3 separate regions of the Mus musculus genome follow, and all the other regions are linked to region 1. The links are chromatin loops, found by intact Hi-C in ENCODE. Cell type or tissue: heart. All regions are shown on one strand.

What was found. Peaks named below come from ENCODE experiments on the same cell type or tissue, not always from the same donor. Only the 100,000 strongest peaks of a DNase experiment are listed, where the experiment ranks them.
Region 2: it touches region 1 in a loop (3-fold over the local background); 4 of 42 quality-filtered maps call a loop at or near these places.
Region 3: it touches region 1 in a loop (6-fold over the local background); 12 of 42 quality-filtered maps call a loop at or near these places.

The regions. Positions count from the first base shown.
Region 1 is chr19:18,708,347-18,716,346 of GRCm38, forward strand. D030056L22Rik (RIKEN cDNA D030056L22 gene) reads left to right here and starts at 4,889. Exons shown (of 2, transcript NM_001374130.1): 1 at 4,889-5,313. The coding sequence starts at 4,978. In heart, a CTCF peak has its summit at 4,698 (motif pointing right); DNase peaks (open chromatin) are centred at 4,775 and 5,295; H3K4me3 peaks cover 3,039 bases; H3K27ac peaks cover 2,072 bases.
Region 2 is chr19:17,396,373-17,404,372 of GRCm38, forward strand. Rfk (riboflavin kinase) reads left to right here. Exons shown (of 4, transcript NM_019437.3): 3 at 2,206-2,308; 4 at 3,101-4,977. The coding sequence ends at 3,231. Among named protein-coding and RNA genes, the nearest start is that of Rfk, 6.3 kb to the left of the region's middle. In heart, CTCF peaks have their summits at 1,559 (motif pointing right) and 3,751; a DNase peak (open chromatin) is centred at 659; H3K27ac peaks cover 310 bases.
Region 3 is chr19:18,636,544-18,644,543 of GRCm38, forward strand. It overlaps Nmrk1 (nicotinamide riboside kinase 1), which reads left to right. Exons shown (of 9, transcript NM_145497.2): 3 at 2,975-3,065; 4 at 3,343-3,391; 5 at 4,581-4,728; 6 at 4,860-4,931; 7 at 5,631-5,737. Among named protein-coding and RNA genes, the nearest start is that of Nmrk1, 8.5 kb to the left of the region's middle. In heart, a CTCF peak has its summit at 3,207 (motif pointing right); no DNase peak of the experiment used is centred here.

The DNA.
Region 1 (8,000 bases):
TGAATTGAGGTAACCTTGGGCTAACAATCAGAAAGGCTATACTCAATTTTAGGCTCCATGAGAAAAAACTAGAGAAGAAGAAGAAAAAACAAAACAAACAACAAACTGAACAGAAATCAGACAGAGAAATGGAAAATAGAGAACAATGAATAAAGTATACTAAGCAGGTGAAGTGGACTCATTTCCTTGACTCAGTAGATTGGTCCACCTCAGGACAAAGTAACCACATGTGCTACTTTCAAGGTCTTATAAAGACATGGGCAAAAGTATAAGATTCTAATGAAGGACATTTAAAAATCTAAATAGAGCTCTTGAATAAGGAGTGACTTGATACTGCAAAGATGAAAATTCTCCCCAGACTTATCTGTAATTCCACTGTAACTCAAAAGACCCAACAGAAATACTAGAGATGGTTCCATATGGAAGAGCCAGGAGCTAAGGCAGTGCAGACAATACTGAAAAAACGTCAAGGATTGTTCTACAGCTATCAAAACCTCTTGACAAAATTTAGTGTGCATTGAGTTTGCCACACAGCGTGGATCAAAGGACATCTTGCTAGAGTCTTCTTTCTCCATTATCCTGGTCACAAGGATTAGACTCAGGTTCTTCGGCTTGGAAGTGAGTACTTTTACTGTCAAACCTGCTTATTAAGATGTAACCATGTAGATACCATTTACTGAGACATAATTGCAAAGAGAATAGTTGAGCTGACTAGAGAGTAGCCAACCCTGTAAATTTCACTTTAGCATGGAGTAGGAACTGCACAATAAGCAAGGCCATCATCCCAGATGGGGAGAGGGGACTCAGACCTTCCTCTCCGCATTCAGACATACGTGTGCACACACTGATTCCAAGTGAATGAAGGCCTTAAGAATGGAAAGACAAGTAGGACACTATAAAATGTTTAGACAAAAGTAAATGTTTAGGCAGGCAAACTAAGACATGAAGATCTATTTTACTATATTAAAATTAAGCCATGCGGGCTAATAAGATTGCTCCATGGGTTAAGGAATGTGCCACTGGGTATGAGCAACGGAATTTGATCCCTGGGACTCAAAAGATGGAAGGAGAAAACACCTTTTACAGCTTGTTCTCTGGCTTCCACATGTGTACTGTGCTGTGGCATTACATGTGCAGACATAATCAAGGTAATGAATGCACTATAAAAATAAAGGACTGGAAAGATGGCTCAGCAGTTTAGAGCACTGACTGCTCTTCCAGAGGTTCTGAGTTCAGCCACCACATGGTGGCTCACAACCATCTGTAATGGGATCCCATGCCCAGTTTTGGTGCGTCTGAAGACTGTAACAGTGTACTCGCATACATAAAAGAAAGAATGGAGCCGGGGCGTGGTGGTGCGTGCCTTTAATCCCAGCACTCGGGAGGCAGAGGCAGGTGGATTTCTGAGTTCGAGGCCAGCCTGGTCTACAAAGTGAGTTCCAGGATAGGCAGAACTATACAGAGAAACCCTGTCTTGGGGAAAAAAGGAAAGAACGGAAGGAAGGAAGAAAGGAAGAGAAAGAAAGAAAAAGAGAGGAAGAGAAAGAAAGAAAAGAAAGGAAAGTTAAGTCTTATTTCACACCTTTAATTCCAGTTCTCAGGAGGCAGAGGCAGGTAGATCAATGTGCGGTCAACCTGGCCTATTTAGAGAACTCCAGGCCAGCCAGGGATATATATTAAGAACTTGTCTCACAAATAAAGTCGAATAATTCACCATAAAATGAAAATAAAAGACACAGATTAGTAGAAGGTGGTATTTTTGTATTTAAAGACTTATTTATTTCATGTGTATGAGTACACTGTAGCTGTACAGATGGTTATTGGGAATTGAACTCAGGACCTCTGCTTGCTCCGGCTCAGCTCACTCCGCCCCAAAGATTTATTTGTTATTATATGTAAGTACACTGTAGCTGTCTTCAGACACACCAGAAGAAGGTATCAGATCTCATTATGGATGATTTGAACTCGGGACCTCCGGAAGAGTAGTTAAGTTAGTGCTCTTAACCACTGAGCCATCTCTCCAGCAAGAAGTTGATATTTCTAACACCAAATCGAATTTTTCTAGGATACTAAATAAAAAGGTTCTCACAAACCAGAGAAAAAGGACATCTGGTCTAGTTTTTAAAGATGCACTATGCCTTAACCGACGTGTAGCCATCCAGCCTGGGCCACCAGGCACTTTAGTTCAGGTGATCTTGAGGCCCCAATGGTAAAGGATCAACCTTATAGCAGACTAAACCCAAAGAAAAACAGGACTGGTCATTTGAAACACATATAAGTGTAGAATTTGTTTGGCAAAGAACAATATTAACTATTGTAAGCTGCCTGCAGCCACACTAACTGGGTTCTTGTGTGGGAGGCCGGAACTGTATGGAAGGAAATGACAAGAGAAATAATGGAGGCCAAGACATGTCTGTTCAAGGCCCCAAAGTTTACTAAGAGTCTGTGCTTATAAAGAGGGGAGGCCCATGCCCCGCCAATCCTTCCCTCCCCCTCCCCTCCCCCCCAGACAGGGTTTCTCTGTATAGCCCTGGCTGTCCTGGAACTCACTTTGTAGACCAGGCTGGCCTCGAATTCAGAAATCCATCTGCCTCTGCCTCCCAAGTGCTGGGATTAAAGGCATGTGACACCAATGCCCGGCCCGCCAATCCATTCTTGATGCCTGTTGCCAGTCTGTAGGTAATGTCTAGATGCTGTCTGCGGAATATCTCCAGGGCCTCTCAGCAGGTAGCAGTGTCTTGGAGAAGAGCAGTGACACGTGACAGAACAATAGAGCCATCTAAATCGGAGGCTCCACCCCAGGTGGTCTCTTACTCTTTGGCAGCAAGGTCAAAGCCAGCCTACTCAAGGCTAGGGGAAGCTACAACAATTAACAAGGATTCCTGTACCAAAACCAAAAATCTATAAATACAAAAAAAAAAAAAAAAAAAAAAAAAACCAAAAAAACAACAACAACAAAAAAACATGTCCAGCTTCACTGATTGGGTGAGATGCAAATTGAGGCCACAATGAGATACCATTTCACATTGGCCATATTGTTTGCTGATGAGGATGCAAAATAATAATAATAATAATAATAATAATAATAATAATAATAATAATAAACAACCTCTGGTGCTATAAAAAGCATTCAGAAAAACACTTTGTAATAAATCTGTACAACGCATTTTTGAACAATGCTCTTAGCATTTATAGATTTTGTTTTTCAAGACAGGGTCTCTCTGTGTAGCCGTGACTATCCTGGAACTAGATCTGTAGACCAGACTGGCCAAGAACTCACAGACTGCCTCTGCCTCCCGAGTGCTAGGACTAAAGGTTTTCCAAACCACTTTTAAGATAAAGCTTTTAAGGCGATGCACTCTCATGTCTTCGCAGGCGCATGTGTATGTATGGCAAAATGCCACGTCTAAAAATAAGCAGCGTATTGTATGTCAGCTAGATCTTAGTATATCTTAAAATATTAGCAAATCCAAAAAAGCATCTTAGAAATACAGATAAGTGAGTGGACTGAGGGGGAAATTACAAAGAAGTAGTAATTCATGGTCCGAAACAAGACTACTTGGGGACAGGAAAGAGAAACGGGACAGTGAAGAGGCACACAGATGCTCTTTCCCTTCTGAAGCCAGGCAGGGACACTTGCGTGTTACGGTCATTTTAGCTATGCATATGCTTTATACTACCTTGTGTACATAATGCTAAGTATCACAAGGAATGAGGGGCGGGGTGGGGGGAGGGCAGCAAGATTCTGGAGAACAGAAGGAACACACCTGCCCATGTTGTATTCTATTGTGTTGGAACATGGTCTCCGCACAACAAATCATCTGTGTCACTAGTGTGAAAATGGCAATGGCGAATTTATCATTTGTTCCAGGTGGAAGAATTACCAAGTGCAAACAGGAAATGGAGCGATCAAACAGAACTTTCTGTACACTACCGATAACGCTGTTTGTGCTTGTTGGTTATTTGCTGTCCTCCCACCAATGCAAACCGTGATGGGTTTGTTTGAGCCAGTATTTTAGTCTTTCGGTAAAAGCAAAAAGTAACTCAAGGATAGAGATCTTGCCTCCCATGCCCAAGGCCGTAGGTTCAATCCCCAGTGCTGGAAGGAAGTTTCTCTGTGTAGATGGCTTACAACTACATCTAGAGATATTTAAGCATGCACATGGCGCATATTCATAAATACACCCATACACAGTACCTATCAGCTAAAACAGCTCTACCATGCCCTAGAAAGAATGTTTCTCCGGAGCGTTGATGGGCTTGGTTTCTTTTTGTTTGTTTTGTTTTTTCCTTAGTTTTGTTTGGTTACTGCGTTTTCTCCTTATCCTTGCAGCACTGGGGATAGAATCTAAGGCCTTGGGCATGGTAGGCAAGCACCCTATCCTTTAGTTACTTTTTGCTTTTTACCAAAAAAAAAAAAAAAAAAAAAAGTACGGACTTATTTCTGCCACGGTTTACATTTTTCTGCCAAGACACCACCCACTGGAGAGGTCCTGGAACCTGCAGGCCGCTGCGGGCTAAGCAGACACTTCCGCCGCCCCAGGATCGCAGCACAGAGGAAAGGGCCCCAGCGCACTTGCCGCTGGGACCTCTGAGGCCGCGGAGTCTTTCGGCCGCTCCTGCCCGAGTCCTCGCTTGGGGACCGAGAGGCGCACACACAGGGGAATGCGAACAACCGTGCAAGTCAAAAGAAGGCCGCCAGGGGGTAGCGGCCTCCTTCCATCCACATCCCCATGCCCCGCCCCCTCAGAGGGCGCACTTCCGGCCGCAAGGGCGCTCGGGAACGCGAACCGCGAGCCTCCACCAACCAGCGGCTGTGCTGGATGGGCGCAGGTGCGCGCGCATCACGGCGCAGGTTCGAAACTCCGGCGCTGCGCGGTGGCTCCCCCACAACGTCTCGTCCGCCCTCGGGACAGCCGAGCTCTGCGCTGCCCTTCGCCCTCCGCCCGCCGCCCGCGCGACCCTCGTCCCTGGCCCATGGCCAAGCGGCGTGCGGCTGAGCCGCTCACGTTCCGCGTGCCTTGGAAGCGGCTCCTGCTCAGCGACTTCCCCGAGGAGCCGCCGCTCTGGGTCCCGCCGTCTGGGACGGCTCGGCCCCTCAAGCGCCAGGGGGACGCGGGGATCATGGCGGAGCCTGCGTCTGCGCCCCGCAAGCGACGCGGCGGCGGGGACGACAGACAGGAGCTGCAGGGCTGTAGCCGGGAGCCCGGAGAGCCACCTCCTGGCGAGCAGGAGGAACCCCGGGCCGCGGGCGGCGGCGACAGAGTAGAAAGCGCGGGCAGCCCGCAGGTAGCCGACGGGGTGCACAGCCAGGTAGGTCCGCTACTCACTAGCCCGGAGCTCGGTGCCAGGCCGCGGAAGTCGGGCCATCGAGTGGGCCAGACGGGCTGGACCCTAGAGGGTCAGCTCAGTGACCAACGGGAGAGAGGCGTTTAATTTGATGGGGAATGCTGTAGAACTTCTAGCATGCTTTCCAGTAGCATTCATCAGAGGACCTGTTAACTCCTAATGTTCAGTGCTGTGAGAATGGATTGTTGGACTCACTGTCCTCTCCGCTGCTTTGTTTTGGTAGCCGCTAGCCATGTGATCAGACAGAATACACTAGAAATATAACTTGACCAAACTTATGTGTTTTAAGTGTAAGAAGAGTAGGAGCGCCAAATATGTTTTAAGATAAAGGGTCGGGTTCTGAACTGTGTTACACACGAAGCAACTTGCCGCATATTGGGTGTACTGTTTGTTAATTTTATTTTTAGACACGTGACTAGAAAACTTAAAGTGAGTGTTTTGCTTTTTCAGACAGGGTTTATCTATGTGTAGCCCTGGCTGTCCTGGAACTCACTCTGTAGACCAGGCTGGCCTTGAACTCAGAAATCCGCCTGCCACTGCCTCCCAAGTGCTGGGATTAAAGGCGTGGGCCACCACTGCCCGGCCTTCGAGTGAGTTATAACCCATACTATATATGTATCGCACAGCATTGGCCCGACTTAGGGACTCAAGAGCCTTCTTTAAAGCAGTTCTTGCATAAGTTGGTGGAGCATGAGGTGAAGAAGCAAGGGTGATTCTTAGAGCTCGCCAAACTCAGCCACCTTGGCATGCGTCTGCTCAGTGTCCTTTTCTAGTTATTTTATAACAAAGTTGATAAGATAACGGAAATTTTCTCTTCGTGTAGCCCTGGCTGTCCTGGACCAGGCTGGCCTCGAACCCAGAGATCCACATTTCCTCTTGCCTTTCGAGTGCTGAGATTAAAGGCGTTCAGGGAGATTATCTTTCAATACTACACTCACTGTTTTTAGGTGAAAGTTACTGGTTTCTTAAGCAGAAGTATTGGATGTAACTGCAGGCACCCTAGCTTTATGTGCACAGGTGATGAGAGAGACTGACTGGCCAAGGGGAGCGAGCGTTCAGTAAGCAGACACCACACCATCCAGTCCTTGCTTAGACACAGTTGGCTAGACCTGTTGGTCTTCCCTTGTTAGTAGCAGCCAGCAGAAGACCGTGAGGCCCAGGAGTGTTCTGTCAGCTCTGCTCCTTGAGTTCCTTATCTTCTGAAGAACCTTGAGAAGATAGGAATTCTCCATCTTTTCTAGCTTCCAAAGACAAAGGTTTGTTTTAAGAGCTAATCATCCAGGAGAAAAGGATGTAACAAAAAGCAAACTGGTGTCAGTGTCTGCCTGATTTCTGCTTGCTCAGATGAGGGCATAAATCCTTGCCCTAACGCTATGGATAGTCTTGTGTAGGAAATGGTGCCACAGGTGTCTTCTTTCCAAGCACAGTACTTGCCTGCTTTGTGTTGTCAGACTTAAGGATGTCACCTTTATTGTTTCATACGAACACTCACATGTGTGTGTATGCACAACTTACATGTGTATATAGAGAGGGGATACCTTAATGTATACATATACTTTTAAGTAGACAGAGCCAAGAGTGCATATGTGTTATATATAAGCTGCATTTTTAATAACAGTATAACTTTATGCAGATCAGTTGCTTAGCTAATATTGCATGGTATGGTTAAATAGCAGCAGAAATGTTTTCCTAGAGAAATAGTTAATGACACATTATTAAGGATGTGTGATACCTAGCAATAGTGTGCATTTACTCTGCTCATGTTTAATTCTCACAGTGATCCTAATTTATGCTTGTAATGAGGTAGGGTCAGCGATTTTTGTCAGTTATTCAGGCTTGACCTGTTTCTCTCCAGTTTTTACCGTCTGTGTGTGTGTCTGTGTCTGTATGTACTGAGCCATCTCGCCACCCTATGTCTTTTGCCTTTATTGTATCTTTATCTCAATATTAAATTCCCAAAAGACTGATTCTTTCTGCCTTTCAAGGCTGACTGCAGGGCTGCTGCAGGTGGCAGGATGCTTTCCCTGGACTCCACGTTGCCATGTGGCCCCTGAGCATTGACAGGTAGCCACTTGTGGATAGCGCCAGAAGTGTAAGATACACTCTCCATTCTGAAAAGAGTGCATCATACTGTTAAGTTTTGAAGTTGAAACAATGTTTTGGCTATATTGGGACAAGTAAGATTGAAGTTAACCTCACTTGGCTTTCATTGTTACAACAGTATGTACCTTGATTGTGGTTTCCAGTGAACTGTGTGAAGGTGTTATGGTAGCAAGTATAACCTTAACCCAGTGTAGGAAGGCTTTGATCCACCCAGGGGGCTCAGATTGAGACTAGCACCCGTCAGCCTGGTGAGGCTCCGGGGCAGTTCTCTTTGCATGGAGTATTTTGAGGATGTTGTGCCAGTTTTAATATCACTACTTAAAGTAATTTTGTAATCATTTAAGGTAAACTGCTTAATGCTTGGTAGACCTGTTTATATCAGTCATACCAATTGTCAATTCATTGTTTTTCACTTTATCATGTTTATAAGCCGGCCAGTGGTGGCACAAGCTTTTAATCCCACCCTGGTCTACAGAGTGAGTTCCAGGACAGCCAGGGCTACACAGAGAAACCCTGTCTTGAAAAACCAAAATGAAAAAAGAGAGAGA
Region 2 (8,000 bases), 1.3 Mb before region 1:
CTTACTGTAGTATGCTTTAACCTCATCCCTCTTCTCTCCTGCTCACTCTTTCTTTCTTGTTGTTTCATTCTTCCTTTTTTTTTTTTTTAGCGTTGCTGGGAATGGAACTAGGCTTCATATTCAGGGCCACATTCTACTTAGCCTCCTAACCCTTCCATCTAAAATCACCTGGAGGGTATAGTCTTTTTTTTTTTTCTCCTGCCCTACTTTTCCCCACAGCTTACATACTTAGCTGACCTTGAACTCATGAGCCAACCTCTGCCTCCTGAGTGACAGGCCTGTGCTAAAAACTTTTAACATTGAGGAGTTAATAAGAGAAGTGTGTCACAGAAAACTGAGTTAAAATGCTGATGTAAGAGACCAGTGGCTCGAAACCTTCTTAATGCTGTGGCCCTTTAATACAGTTGCTCATGTCGTGGTGACACCCAACCATAGGGTATTTTCATTGCTACTTCATAACTGTAATTTGGCTATGGCTATGAATCATAATGTAAATATTTTTGGAGGTAGAGGTTTGCCAAGGGGGTCAAGAGCCACAGGTTGAGAACTGCTGAAATAGTAATGCCCATGAACTCCTAAGGACTTCAAGTCCCTAAGGTTGTGTTGCTGTGAGAACACTCATCTGTTTTTCTGTGGGGCGAGGAAGGAAAAGGGAGGAGAGGTTGTTTCATTTCCTCTTTAAGCTACTCAGATAACAGAAATACTATTATCAAGCCCATTTCTGGGCCGCCTTGAATTCTTCTGAGAGGATAAACACAGTTACCCACGATCAGGATGCTCGTGCAGTTCAGGGCAGGCTGTTTATTTTTAATATTGTTATATGTCAATATCAACCATCTGTGAAGAATATTTTGCCCTAACAAAATAGTGTTGTCCTATTAATTTTAATACAGCCCAGGTAATTTTCTCTTATAGCAAGTGTTTTTAATAATCTAATTGGTGATCAAACTCAGGTCTTCTAGATTGGTGGCCAACCACCTTTACCACTAAGCCATCTCACCTGTTTTTGAGAAAGGCTTTCCATAGCTTAGTCTTGCCTAGCTCCTGAGTGCTGGGATTGCAGGAGCCATTGTCTGTCCTTGGGTCCTTGAGCACACTGTCTGACTGTCCATAGGATTAGAACCTCTACCAGGGTAAGCCTGAGACCTTGCCCATACCTAACAAGTCTAACACTGAGCTGTATTCAAGTGCCCCACGCTCCTTTGTTTATTATTTGAGATGACTTCAGTAAGTTGCAAAGGCTGGCTGTGAATTTGCTCTGGAGCCCAGATCCTCTTGCCATAGCCTCCTCAAGTAGTTGGAATCACAGGTCGGCACCAGCAGGCCTGATTCTTGTTAGTGTAAATTCCCCAGTCCTCTTTTCAAGTTTCCTTGGATACTTTGGATACTTTTGGTTTTACCATATAAGTATTAGAGAAGCTTGTTGTTTGTTTCTGTTGTTTTTATTTTCAAGAGACTTTTTTTTTTTTTTGGTGATTCTTTTTTTTTTTTTTTAAGATTTATTTATTAACATATGTAAGTACACTGTTGCTGTCTTTAGACACACCAGAAGAGGGCGTCAGATCTCATTACGGAGGGTTGTGAGCCACCATGTGGTTGCTGGGATTTGAACTCAGGACCTTTGGAAGAGCAGTCAGTGCTCTTACCCGCTAAGCCATCTAGCCAGCCCCTCAAGAGTCTTTTTAAATGTGGATATAAAAGAGAATGTGTGCCAAGTACTTCCCTCTAAATTGAGAAGATGGAGAAGTGTAGCAGCTGTTAACTGTCACTGACGGCTCTGAGAAGCCTGGAGGTGCATGTGCAATGCCTTCAGTCTCAGTCCCCAGGAGGCAGGAGCCAGGGGAGCTCAAGGCTACCCGGAGCTGCATTCAGGACTGCCTGCAAAGACCCAGGGTGTGGTGTATAGGTGTCTGGGGTGCTTACCCAGTGAAAGAAAGACTGAGTTTGATCCCCAGCAGGGATGGAGGAAAGAATCTCCAACCAGCTGGATGAATTTCAGGGTTTTGTTTTTTGTTTTTTCAACATAGGGTTTCTCTGTGGTGTAGCCATCACTGTCCTGGAATTCACTCTGTAGACCTCTAGATCTTGGGAATCAAACCTGGGTCTTCTGGAAGAGGACCCTTTAACTGGTCATTGAGCTGTCTCTACAGCCCCACTCCACCCCACCCCAACTGTTTTAATCTTTTTCAACATTTTTGTCTATAGGAAACACACATCATCCATACCTTCAAAGAGGACTTCTATGGGGAAATTCTCAATGTGGCCATTGTTGGCTATCTCAGACCTGAAAAGAACTTTGATTCTTTAGGTAAGAGTTTATATTAATCTTTGATAGTATTACAGCTACTTCTCCGAAGGGGACAGGCAAATAATTGAGCACTTTTAATTCAGGGTTAGGCACTATTTTAAGTATTGTACAAGTTAATCCCTCTTACCTTCAGTAGCCATGTGAGGTGGAGACTAAGTGCCTTAATCTGTTTTCTGTTGCTCTGACCTAGTACCAGGTGTTCCTGTGGTTTTGGTTCTGGAGTCAGAGCATGATAGGAGCATGTATTCAGTACTTGGTGAAGCCTTCTTGCTGCCTCAGTGGGTGGGCACCACAGGGTAGGGCCAAGAGAACTCACTCTTGTATCACAGCCATTTTCTGTACTCAGGAATCCATTCTGTCCTCCTGACCCACTTCCCAAAGTTCCCATTCCCAAATACCTTCAACCTTGAGGACTTAGTTTCTAGTACCTGAGTTCCAGGGGACACTCAAGTCATAGCACTTAGTGGTGAGTGGTGGCACCTGGCATCTGACCCTGCAAGGGTGGTTGGGCAGTATGTGCTGCAAGCAGTAATTAGAGATCTGCTTCTGGTGTCTTCAGGTGCCTGTTGGTATAGTGTGACATTAAACCCTGGGAGGTGAAGGGTCTCTTTACAAGAGAACACTTTATGTAACACTGGCTTTCCCTGGAGAAAAAGACGGTTCCAACATTGACTGAATCTCTGTCCTTTCCCAGGGCTGTGGCTAGGGTGCTTAGTCAGTGTTTTTAGGAGGGGCTGAGCAAAGGAATAGTAACATGGATTATTAGAAGTTTCTTTTTTTCTTTTTTTCCAGAGTCACTTATTTCTGCAATTCAAGGTGATATTGAAGAAGCTAAAAAGCAACTGGATTTACCCGAACATTTGAAACTCAAAGATGATAATTTCTTCCAAGTTTCTAAAGGCAAAATTATGAATGGCCACTAATGAAAAGTCCCTTACCTGCCTACCACTAGTGTCACGCATAGTGTCACAGTGCTTCTGATACACTCTCATCTTGATCATATTTTAAATCAAGCGTTTTCCTGTAGCTGTCAAGTGGTCTCCAGCAGTTCACTCCATCATGTTGCACAGTACTAAGAGACTCATTCAGAAATCAAGACTTTAGATGTAATATGTTGATTAAAATGTAGCACTAGAAAGCTTGTACTGAAAATAAAGTCTGTGAGTGTGGGTGGAAAAGCAAGTTCCTGAGGAAAATGAGGACTGACCATAGTTCTTGTGACTGAGTGTGCTGGCACTGGTGAGCCCAGCCAGCCTGTGCTGAACAGAGGCTTTTCAGGAAGTGCACCACACACACACACACACACACACACACACACAGAGCTTACCCATGAAGGAAAAATTAGAGTTACTTTTCTCATTTTGTGCATTGATATATTTTTACAATCCTGCAAACTTCCTTGAGTCACTCACGACTCCCCCTGAGGTCACTTCCTGGTAGTGTCCCAATGCTCTGTGTGCAGTTACTTCAGGTTGAAGTTGCCTTGATCGCCTGCCCCTCATCAGGGCTTTTGCTTTTCTTCAAAGTACTGAGGATCCAACCCAGTGCCTTACACGCCAGGCAAGTGTGACCACTGAGCTAGGCTCCCGCCCCCTTTACTTTTTGAAGCCATACAATGGATGTCTATATGTTGCCTTTTTGAAGATTAGGTGGTTTTGCTCTTTAACATTTTTGTGACTTTGGTTTATTTTCTTCCCATGTCGCCCAGAGATTACTTGTGTGTGTGCCATTCTGCTCAAAACTAAATGGTGGTCAGGTTCAAGTAAAGAAAAATAAAACAAGCTGCATTTATAGACTTGCTTGGAATTGAAATGAACATAGCCAGTTCCTACCCAACCCTGCCCTGCCTTTTTTTTTTTTTTTAAAGTGTGGTCCTGTGCTTTCAAAGTAAGTACAGTTCTCTATGACCAGGCACTTAAACATAATTTAAAAGTCCTTGTAGCTTCAGAACCGGATAAGTTCCAGTTGCATATCTCTATATCTCCTGGTTTCCCTCTTGGTTTTCCCCTGGTTCCTCCCCTTTCCCTCTTGGTGGCCTGAGTTGTTTATGTTGGCAGAAGGTTGACATTGGATGCTCGATTGCTTCAGCCTCACCGGGGCATTGAATCATCATTTGTTGAATGGCAACAGGTTTGCTGGGGCAGAGGCACTGCCTAAGTGGGAGCATGCACGTGAAAATAGAAAGGTAATTTAACAACACACAGACACCCAGAGACTTGGTCTCTGCATGTGTGTAGAAGTAGTGGTGTGGGGAGGGATGGGACTCACTCAGCCCTGTGAATGTGTTCTATGGCTGAGCAACATCCCTAGCCTTCAGAATAGAATTTTTGATGTTGGAAATCCTGTATTTAAAGGAAACCTTAATTATCAATGGATTTATGAAGGAAAGTTAAAAACAAATATGCACAGTACAAAATAGATCTGTGGCTTTTTTTTTTTAAAGTAAGAATAGCTTGTTAGTATATCAATGTTCATGGCTAATGTTATCTCATTTTGTTAGTCGTTATTTTGGAATTACATGATGTGTGATTTAGGGCTTAGTTAATTCTCTAGAATTCAAAAACTATTATTGATGTATTAAAAGAAATTACGGTACCACGTTGATTAGTCTGAATGTTTGCAGGCATTGGAATAAAATTTGACTTATTTTTTCCCTCTTCCCCTGTCAACCTGAATCCTGTATCTGTTTGGGGTATACTGGCTGTTTGTTACTATACACCTGTATTTACAATCCTGAGTAGACCTATCAAGTAAGGGTGCTCATGTGACTAAGAGCTTTATTTTCAAGGACCCTCCCCCTCCCAGTCCCCCCATCTCAGGGGTCTTTCCTCCTTTTAAAAGACCTTACAAGGTCTCTATATCTGGCTATCCTTGAAAGTACAGAGATCCATGTGTGTCTTCCTTCTGAATGCTGGGATTAAAAGTGTGCATCAAGCCTGGCCAAGACACACACACCACCACCACCACCACCCACCCACCCTTTAAAATTCCTGTAGCAAGGTGACTTTACATGGAAAGGATTCAGAGGATATCATTACTCAAAAAGTCAACTCTTTAAGAATAAAGGTTCCTATTGGGAGCTAAAGGAGCCAGACAAGTCTAACTCCTGTATAATCCTCAAGATTGTTTTGTAACCATGGATGTGCCACAACCCCACACATTGCTGCAGGGCATTCTTTCCATTTGTTACAAAGAAGTGCATTTCAGCACTCATCTGAATGAACTCTGAGATGACTTAGCAGCTTGCAGGTAGGGCACTTAGGTGATGGGGAGGTGTGAGAACCAGTGACTTGAAACTTACAAGGACCATCTTCCTTTCCCAGTGCTGTTGTCTTCCAGTTCCCCCTTGTACTTGGGACAGAAGTGAGACTGATAGAGAAAAATCAGTTTCATTGTTAGAGACTGAGCTAGAAAACAAATCAGATCTGCCAAAGAGGATGTGATCATAAGTCAGAAACACTGGATGGAGAGTTTTCTACAGACAGCAGAGAGTGAGTTCTTGAAAGGACTGCATTCCTGAGAGTTACATGTCTCTGTAACTCCATGGAAGTTACAGAGACAAAGTTCAGAGCTGAGATGGAAGGAAGGACCATCCAGAGACTGACCCACATGGGGATCTATCCCATATACAACCACCAAACTCCGACACTATTGCATATGGCAACAAGATTTTGCTGACAGGAACCTGACATAGCTCTCTTGTGAGGCTATGCCAGTGACTGGCAAATACAGAAGTGGATGCTCTCAGTCATCTATTGGATGGAGCACAGGGTCCCTAATGAAGGAGCTCGAGAAAGTAGCCAAGGAGCTAATGGGGTCTGCAACCCTATAAGAGGAACAACAATATGAACTAATCAGTATCCCCCAGAGCTGTGTCTCTAGTTGCATGTGTAGCAGAGGATGGCCTAGTCGGCCATCAATGGGAGGAGAGGCCCTTGGTCTTGCGAAGATCATATGTCCCAGTACAGGGAATGCCATGGCCAGGAAGCAGGAGTGGGTGGATTGGGGAGCAGGGCGCGGGAGGGTATAGGGGACTTTCGGGATAACATTTGAAATGTAAATGAAGAAAATATCTAATAAAAAAAGAAATCCCATAAGCATAAAGTATTAAACCATAATATATAAATAAAGCATGTGTTTTGAAAGAAAGAAAGAGATAGAGAAAGAAAAAGAAAGAAGGAAAGAAAAGAAAGAAAGAAAGAAAGAAAGAAAGAAAGAAAGAAAGAAAGAAAGAAAGAAAGAAGAGAAAGAAAGAACTGAATGTATAGAGAAATGAGCGTGGCCACGCTATGTAAAGGCTGTGGAAAACCAGGTATGGTAGCATGCTCCTGGGGCTCTAGCGTTAGTGAGGCTGAAGCAAGAGCACTTCAGCACTGAAGTCTGAGGAGACCAGCCTGCCTCAGCACAGTAAGATTATCTTTAAATAGAGGAAGAGGGGCTGATCTAGGTATGTAGTTAAGGGGTAGTGGCTATACTTAGTATGTGTGAGGCCCTGGTTGCAATCCCCAGCACCAAACCCAAAATAAGAACAAAGTCACCAGCGTATAGTGTTCAGAAAGCTGGGAACCAGGATGAACCTTCGAGTTGGCTTTCTGTCCATTGCTTTGCTTTGGTTTTTGACACAGCAATTCGTTATGTGTGTAGTCTAGGCCCTTTGGGAATTCACTGATGTCATTGTGCCTTGGCCTCCCAAGTGTTGGGATTATGAGTGCTCTGTCATGCCTGGCTGGCAGTAAATACTATCATGCTACTGCTCAAACCTCAAGTCACATGCGTGCTAGGCAAGCAGTCTGAACAGCTCCACCCCAACCTCTTGAACCCTTATTACTTGTTTCTGGCAAGAACATTTAGTATATCTTAGCATGAGGTCTAATTTGTGTATAGCCCTTGCTGACCTTGAATTCAGAGATCCACCTGCCTCTGCTTCCCAAATTCTAGGATTAAAGGTGTGTCCCACCATACTCAGCTTAGCTTGGTTGGCTTGTTTCCTGTTTTGTTTGTTTGTTTTTTATTTTGTGTTCATTTGTATGTGTGTATGTTGTGTGTGTGTGTGTGTACACCATGGTGTGTCAGAGGATAACCTTGGGAGTTCTCGTCTTATCAAGTGGTTCCTGGGATTGAATGCAAATTGTCAAGCTTGGCAGCAGTTGCCTTTGTAACACTTGACCATCTTGCTCGCCTGGGTAGTAACTTTTAAGAAACAGGGCCTTGAGTTTAAACTGCTACCTAAAACTCCCCAAGTGCTGGGATTGCAGGTGCGTGGCCCTGTGCGGCTGAACTGTGAAAACTTCTACCTGGGTTTCATTAGGCAGCTTGCTTCTTCCTCTGCAGGCCACATCTCCCATTTTTATACCAACAGCTTTATTTTCTCCATTTTATGTGCATGAGTGTTTGTCTGCATGTATGTCTGTAAGCCACATGCCTGCAGTGCCCAAGGAAGCCAGAGGGTGTCAGATGTTCTGGGGCTGGCCTTATGGGCGGTTTTGAGCCATTGTGTGAATGCTGGGAATTGAACCCAGGTTCTCTGAAAGGTATTCTTAATTGCTAAGCCATCTCTCCAGCCCCCAATTTTAGTTTTTACTCAGTGTATTCCAGAGCTACATTTAATGTTTTGGGGATATAAAACTGGAAGTCGTTGTAGGTCATGAGGTGTGGGTTCTATTCAGAGTCATGTACACCAATTGCTTGCTGC
Region 3 (8,000 bases), 72 kb before region 1:
TGTGTTGCTCTGGTGTGATAGAATCCGAGTATCCCACTGTCACAAGCATTCTAAATTGTGGTGACCTGTGGCACCAGAGGCTGATGTACCAATGTGACATCAACAGCTATTGGAAAGATACTATTTATCTTGCTGGCAGACTGTGTCTGTCATTCTTCACATGTGTCATATTGACAAAACTCCGTTGTGTCTTATTGAGGAAACTTTTGAAATACTAAAAAGGTAATTTGAGGGAGATGCTCAGTTGTGAAATACAGGAATCAATTAGGACTCAGGTGGATCTGGGGCTAGTTGGGTAGCAGAGCATTTGCCTGCATGGGGAAGGTCCTAGGTTCTAACCCCAGCATCAGGCAGGGCAAATGAAGAGCGAGCTGAGCAGCACAGCGTGCCTCATTGTGGCTCCCATCCACCCAGATCCGAGGCTGTCTTTGTCGCTCTGCAGGACCACCCTTGTCCTGCCCCTCATTTCACGCTCAGTGCTACCCTCCTATAGTAGGCCATCACTGCCCTATAACCTTCTAACTCTCCTTGCACACATCTATCCAATTAATCCTTGTGTTAAAAAGACCCCTGCTAGAGTTAAACGTTGCTTCCCACTCCAGCAGTAAGCAGTCTCCTAGGCCTCCCTTTCCTCAGCTGGGATATGGGGGGATTAATATCACCCTGTTATGGAAGAATTCATATCTTGTTTGATTAAGTGTAACATTGGTTTTAGCTTTCACCTGGGCTTCGGCACCCTCTTATTACCTTGCATGTTAAAAAAAAAAAAAAAAAAAAAAAAAAGAGGATCTCTGTGCATTTACTCGGAAACAAGGAAGGGAAAGCATTGTGTACCCTCGCTGCTCTCCCTCAGATCCTAAGGTCATCCTCTGGCTCTCTTCCCTGGGGCAGGAGAGCTTGTGGGAGGGAGGTTGTGAGCTCGCTGAAGGGAAAGGAGGGGTCCTGAGGGTCCTGAGGCGTCTTCCGACCCGGGATGCTTACATTCCAAGTATGGATTGCAGGTTCTGAGCTCTGTGATGAAACTCTTTCCCAGTCCGTGCGGCCCTGCAGGATTTCTCTCTGGGGCTTCTGCTGAATCAATGGGAAGGGCTCTATCTATCGCCGATTCAGTTATATGATCTTAAAAGAATAAGTGTAAGAAATGACATATTTTTCTTGCCAGATTGCTCAGACCATAGTGAAGTTGCATCCTTTTAAACAAAAGCTTGGCCTCTTGAATATGGACTTCTGGCATGGTCTATAGATATTTTTCTTAAAGGAGAAAGGGTCACATTTTTCTTAAAGAATAGAAGGTTCTCAGTATACAGATTAACACCCCCATATCCTACCACGTGTGTATTGTAAGGACAAATGGACAGTCTTATTAATGAATATATTCACAGATATAATACGGTATATACATGATAATTTATATACAGTAAACATTCTTTAGGTTTTGTTGTTTTTATTGTTTGGTAGGATGGATCTTTCTGATGGTTTGTGATTTCTTTTTGGTTTAAACATAGGCAAGGTCTTCGTATGTAGCCCTTGCTGGCCCGGAACTCACTGTGTAGACCAGGGTGGCTTTAAACTAACAAAAGATCTACCTGCCCCTGGCTCCTGAGTACTAGGATTAAAGCCACGTGCCTCACCACAAGTCCTTCTGATGAATGTATCCCTCTCTAGGTGTGGTGCTGATCTCAGCCAGAACTCATCACAGGTTCTTGCCAGTGGATGTACAGTCAGGACGTTTATGCTACAGACATTTGGTGTGTGGTGAAAAATCTTGATCTGTGTTCAGGGTGACTTTAAGGGCACAAAATAAAACACGGGAATTCAAAGAAAGTCAACTTATTAGTATACGGCCATAAAGCCTCTACAAGCAAATCTGTGAGCTTGTGATAGATCATTGCAGAGTAATAAACAACATATGTAAGTTTGAAACAATAACGAGCACTGGTGATGCTTCATCGGCCCACTTCTAGCTCAGCGTGCGGTTCTTGTGGATGTCCAAATCCAAGCACTGTCACAACTGTAGTCTATTACGTACAATAAAAGAAGCTGCTGATATCCTGCTAGAATTTAGTGAAGGTGATATAATCTCTTTCAACTTCACAATGACCCTGAATTCTTTCATAGAATTCTTTGCATGTGACTGAGCTCTGAGCTAATCACCTCTTCCAAAAAAAAATGATAGCATAAGCCAGGCACGGTGACTGATACCTGTAACCTCAGTACTCAGGAGGTTCCGACCAACGGTCTGCTGTAAGTTCAAGGGCAGCCTGAGCTAGCTACCCAAGTGGGTCAATAAGGGCAACATGACTACTGTTTCAGAAGAAAAACCCAAAGAGAAAAGAAAGATTAACTAGAGAAATGCCTACCCCTCCCCATGCAGGAGAGCCGGAAACAGGACACACAACTCTATCAGGCACCTGCATCTCCAGATGTCACCGGCCAGCCAGAGGCAACAAACACTGACCTGAGGGCAAGAGTAACAGTGGGCCTCCACCTGGGCCCAGTCACAGAGAGGGGGAGGGGAGGGAGAGGCATGGCCCAGGAAATGTGGGTTCATGGACAGCCGGGCTTCTAATAAGCCATTCCTCCTTTTTCCTACGTGGTTGAAACAATCACTGTGGCTGTGGGCAGTTCTAGAAGCCTGCAGAAAGGGGAAGCAGGATGTTCTCTGGTGTGCATATTGAGCCCGAGCTATTTTGACAGTCAAAACATGACTGTGTGTCCTGACAGTGTCTGTATTTTGAAGTTTTGGTATCCAGTTCAGTGACCTCTCTCTCTCCGTCCTTTGCTTCTTTTGCTGTGAGGCCAGGGTCTCTCTCAAACCTGTGATTTCACCTGCAAAACAAAACATGGTCTGTGGAAGTGAGTGTTTTCCCCAAGCAGTAAATATTGTTTTAAATAGCCTTTTTTAAAAACATCGTTTAACAATAGTCCATGTTCCCTAATGTCTTCTTGGACCTGGTGGTTTTTCTTGGCTCAGTGTGACAAACGGAGGGAAGACGACACTGGCTAAGAGCTTGCAGAAGCACCTTCCCAACTGCAGCGTCATATCTCAGGATGACTTCTTCAAGGTATCTATGAAGGTTCTTAGATAACTTGTTGAACACACACAAACAAAAAGCTTTCACGACAAAGTTAAGTAAATTATAGCCAAAAGCTATTTGGGGAGAATATACTGGGTGCCATAGTGTTACCTGCCCACTAGAGGGCACCATCTGTCAGTGACCACCTCTGAGCTTGGTCCTCCTATTCCAAGACATTTCTTAAAGTCTTAACTTCTTAATTGTATAATTGCACCATTTCTTCACTCCATAGTGTCTTGATGGATTTTTTTAAATTTTTTTCCAGCCAGAGTCTGAGATAGACATAGATGAAAATGGTTTTTTGCAGTATGATGGTAAGTACAGCCACATGTTGAATAATATGAGGTTATATTCATTTTCTTTTTCAAATCCAAACAACTTCTCTCTCTGTTAACATAATGTTAAATGTTTAAATAGGGAGGGCAGAAGGCGCCATGGGTAGAAGCACTTGTCACGCAAGCCTGACAACCTGAGTTTGATTTCCTAGAACCTTTGGAAAGGTGGAAGGAGACACTGACTCCACAAAGTTACCCCTGGTCTCCATAAGGATGCTGTGGCCGTGCACACACACATATCCTAACACATTATACACGTGCTTTCTTCTGTCCTCTGTGGACACTGCACCCACGTGCACCCACATACATGCAGGCAAAACATCCATAAACATAGAAAATGAAGAGCTTTTCATTTAATAATATTAAAAATAGTAACTACTTTCCAAATACAGTATATGTTATTTATCTTTCAAATGTATCTATAGACATTCTGTGTTCCAAAATTGGAGTTCGAGGCAGTTGTGAGCCACCATGTGGGTACTAGGAATTGATCTGAGTCTTCTTGAAGAGCACTGGGTACTCTTGGCCACTAAGCCATCTCTCCAGACCTAATTTAATTTTTATTTTCAAGGATCTGGCTGGAGATGTAGTTCGGTGGTTGAGTGCTTGCCTAAAAACCAGAAAATCCTGGGTTCAATTTCTAGTACCATAGATTTTTAATTTTTCAATATCAGGAAGGAGTTGGTGTGGTAGTCAGCCATGAGGTTATGGTAGCCAAGGCTGGAGGGTGAGTGAGAGAACTCAGAAAAGGCGCTTACCCAAGTCTAACAGCCTGAGCTACATCCTTGGGACGCCCATGGTAGAAGGACAGAACTGAATCCCTCAAGATGACCTCTAACCTCCACACATACACAGTAAATACATCAGTGTAAAAAAATATAGCTAGAAATAGCAGCATGCTATTCATTGTATTTTATATTTGTACATCATTATTTTTCCATAATAAAACTGCCTTAGACATACAACTTAAATCTCTCTCTCTCTCTCTCTCTCAGTGTTTTAATTGAGCATTTAAGGTATTTAGTATTAGATACCTTGAAGGATAATAAACTGCTCTCATATCATACATGTACAGAGCCCTGGAGATGCTTATCACAAAAGCCATCTCCCCCCCACCCCCCAGAAAAAGTTTGGTATATTAATTCCATGTGTTTTATGTTTTCCTCAGTGCTTGAAGCGCTAAATATGGAAAAAATGATGTCAGCAGTTTCCTGTTGGATGGAAAACCCAGGAAGCTCTGCGGGACCAGCAGCCTTGGAAAGTGCTCAAGGGGTTCCCATTTTAATTATTGAAGGTTTCCTTCTCTTTAATTATAAGTAAGCCTTCCTACTGCAATACCAACTTGAAGGAATGTGGGGGTGGAGGAGGGCTGTGGGGGTGGGAGGAGGACGGATGCTGGTGTGGAGGAGGGAGAGAGCCTTGTGGCCTGAATGTGGTGTCATCGTAGGCCTCTGGACACCATATGGAACAGAAGTTACTTCCTGACCGTTCCATATGAAGAATGTAAGAGGAGAAGGAGGTACGTCCGGGGACTGTCTCTGCATTGTAATTCCAAAGATGAAATACAGGGAAAACAAGAAAAGTGCCATTATTGAAAAGTCTTAATCCAGAAATCAAATACTTTTCTATAAATGCTTCTCACATTGGGTAGCATACAGTAACTTCTCTAAGAAAAAGGGCCAGTGTCATCCTGTCAGCCCCCCGGGGTACTTGGATGACCACATGTGGCCCATGTACCTAAAGCACCGGTAAGAAATGAACACTGTCACCGGGGAGATTGTTAAGTGCCTTTCCCCCTTGAAGCCTTTTACTTCTCATTCACATCAAAGTACAGGAAAGACGGGATGGCATCCCGTCAGCTCCTTGTCCCTCACCCTTCATGGCATGGTCTGCTCTAGCTGCAGAGAACACCAGCTGGATAGGAGAGTGTGCCAGCCTCTCAGTATCTCTCTCCTTATTTCCTCTTGTACTCATCCCATAATTCTTTTATAAGACTCAAGAGGCAGAAAAAAGATAATTATGAGGTAGTGAATTGCAGGACTATGTTTTAGATAGGTTTGGAACTAAAGCCATATTTTCTCCCTTTCTCACTACAATAGAGGCTAAAACAAGTGGTCTGAATTCCTCTTTAGATTTAACCTGAATGATGTTCACATTCTCTTGACCAGTGATCTATTTACTTTGTCAATCATAACCTGTTTCCTGTATGTTTTTCCAGTACCAGAGTATATGAGCCTCCAGACCCTCCAGGGTACTTCGATGGCCACGTGTGGCCCATGTACCTAAAGCACAGACAGGAAATGAGCTCCATCACCTGGGACATTGGTAAGTCCCTCTCTCCCCTTTAAGGCCTTTAGGGTCTTATTTTTACATCAAAGTACAGGAAAGATTTCTTGGAAAACACTTCTCTTTAGGAGTTTTTAAAGAGGTGCTCAGGTACTCCCCAGCTTCTCCTCTCCTGCAACTGGTTCTTGCTGGTTTCTTTTTCAACTGGCAGTTTTTGTTAAGCTTGTCCGATTCCAAATGATCGATCGTTCATTGAACCATCCCTGCCTGAATGTTGCCCATTGAGATGGAAGGGAAGCAAGGCAGACCCAGTCTCTACTCTCCCCAGCAGTGATATCATGGCAAAAGGCTATTAAAAGTGTGAGTTTTACAAACATCTTTTTCTTGGGTAAGCACTGATATTAGGTAGCCAGCAGACTGCCCACCTCCAAGTTCCTCGAGAAAGCTCCTTGTAACCAAACTCATATGAGTTCAACTGGACTGAGGTGGAGAAAATTAAGTTAGGGAGAATGACTGTCATCCAGAAAGAACCTAGAAAAGACCTAGGAACAGAAAGGCATGTGTAGTACCTGAAAGAGGCTGTTGCGTTTGCAGTAGAGAAGAGCAAGGAAAGGGTGTGCTGCTGCTGACCATGATGATACAGGCAAGGGCCAGGCCCTCTGATGCCAACAGGATATCCAAAGAGAATTAGGAAGCTCTCTACAGAGAGGCTTGAAACATGGTCGTGGTTGGCACATAATCTTTTCAGTAAGATCTCTTGAGATCTGGAGGGTAGATTAGAAGTCACTGTACTGAACACAAGTAATCAGTAGAAATGGGACTGGGGGTGTTAAAGATGACGGACACTCCAGGAACCAACAGGTGTTACTTTAGGGGGAAACTGTGGAGGGGTTGTAGATATGCGAGCAAGGACTACATATATGTTTTGAAGGAAATAAGATTGAGGCCCCTTACAGACAATGTACAGATTTGGAGGCAATATGAATACTTGGACCTGGGCTAAGAGACTATCCCTGGAACAGAGTGCTCGTGTGGAGAGATGGTGGAATAAGTCTCCTGGACAGGGCAGAGGAATCAGACTGGCATAGTTTTCAGAACAAAGGGGATTCATCCATAGGAGAAAGAGCCTGTTGGCCTCCAGGGAAGACAGCTTTGTTCTGATATGTGCAGAAAGGTCACAGAGTCCGTCTCAGCACTATTTCTGGGTTATGCCTACACCAGCAGCTACTGTGCTATACAGGAGACACATCCTTTACTTCCTTCATGTAAACTGCAAGTCTAGCTTTGTCCTTGCCCTATGTCCTAGTTAATGTCAGCTGTCAACTTCACAGTAGAGTCTTCTGAGGGAGGCTCAACTGAATTATTGCCTAGAGCATATCAGCCTGTGGCCACTTCTGTGACCAATTGTCTTGCCTGATGGTTGGTGTGGGAGGGTCTCTTTCATAATGAGCTTGTCACCCTCGGCAGGTGGGCCTGGGATGTATAGGAAATCTAACTGAGAGGGCCAGAGAGCAAGCCAGTGAACAGCGTTCCTCTAGCGTTCCTGTGACAGGTACCCTGTGTTCCTGTCTGACTTTCCGCAATGAAGTGTGATCGAGAAGCATAAGTCAAACAAACACTTTATTCCCCAAGCTGTTTTCGGTTAGAGTGTTTTATCACAAGAAAATTCAGACATCCTGTTTAAATGCAATTGGTCCATGGTTTCCAGCTTTTGGGGATAAAATCTAAAGAGACATCAGGGCACAGCGCTTCTCCAAAATATCTTCTCCCAGGCTGTTCCTTCCCCTGCTGCTAAGCCCCTTACACCTCCCAACAGGCAAATCCTCTTCAGACCTCCTTATCCTTGCTTTATTATAACTAGAGGGCCCTTTTCTCTTTAACCCAGGTAACTTCTTTTTCTCCAAAAGTATTTGTGTGAATTTTATTAAAAAGACATATCTTCTGGTCTCGGTAGTGTGTGATAAGAGTCAAGACTGACACACAGTTTTAAAAGTGTCACAGTTGATCCCAGTTGGGGAATTGCTCCTCTTTGGGCCTCTTGACGTGCTATCATGTGACAGTCAGGCACCAATGACAAACCAAGTACACTGTCCCGTGTCTGGCTTAGTGAACCAGTGAGTTTATTGGAGTTAAAGATAAGAGTGTGGTGACTCAGAGGCCGCTGCATCACCAAAAAGCCTACCTCACCATGGTGATGCCTCACAAAAGCGGCATCCCTACAGCTGCCCGTACAACCTTCTGGCTGCTCTGGGCATGTGAGAGTCTTCTGTCCCCAGCAGTTGATACGGCTAATGCAACCTCT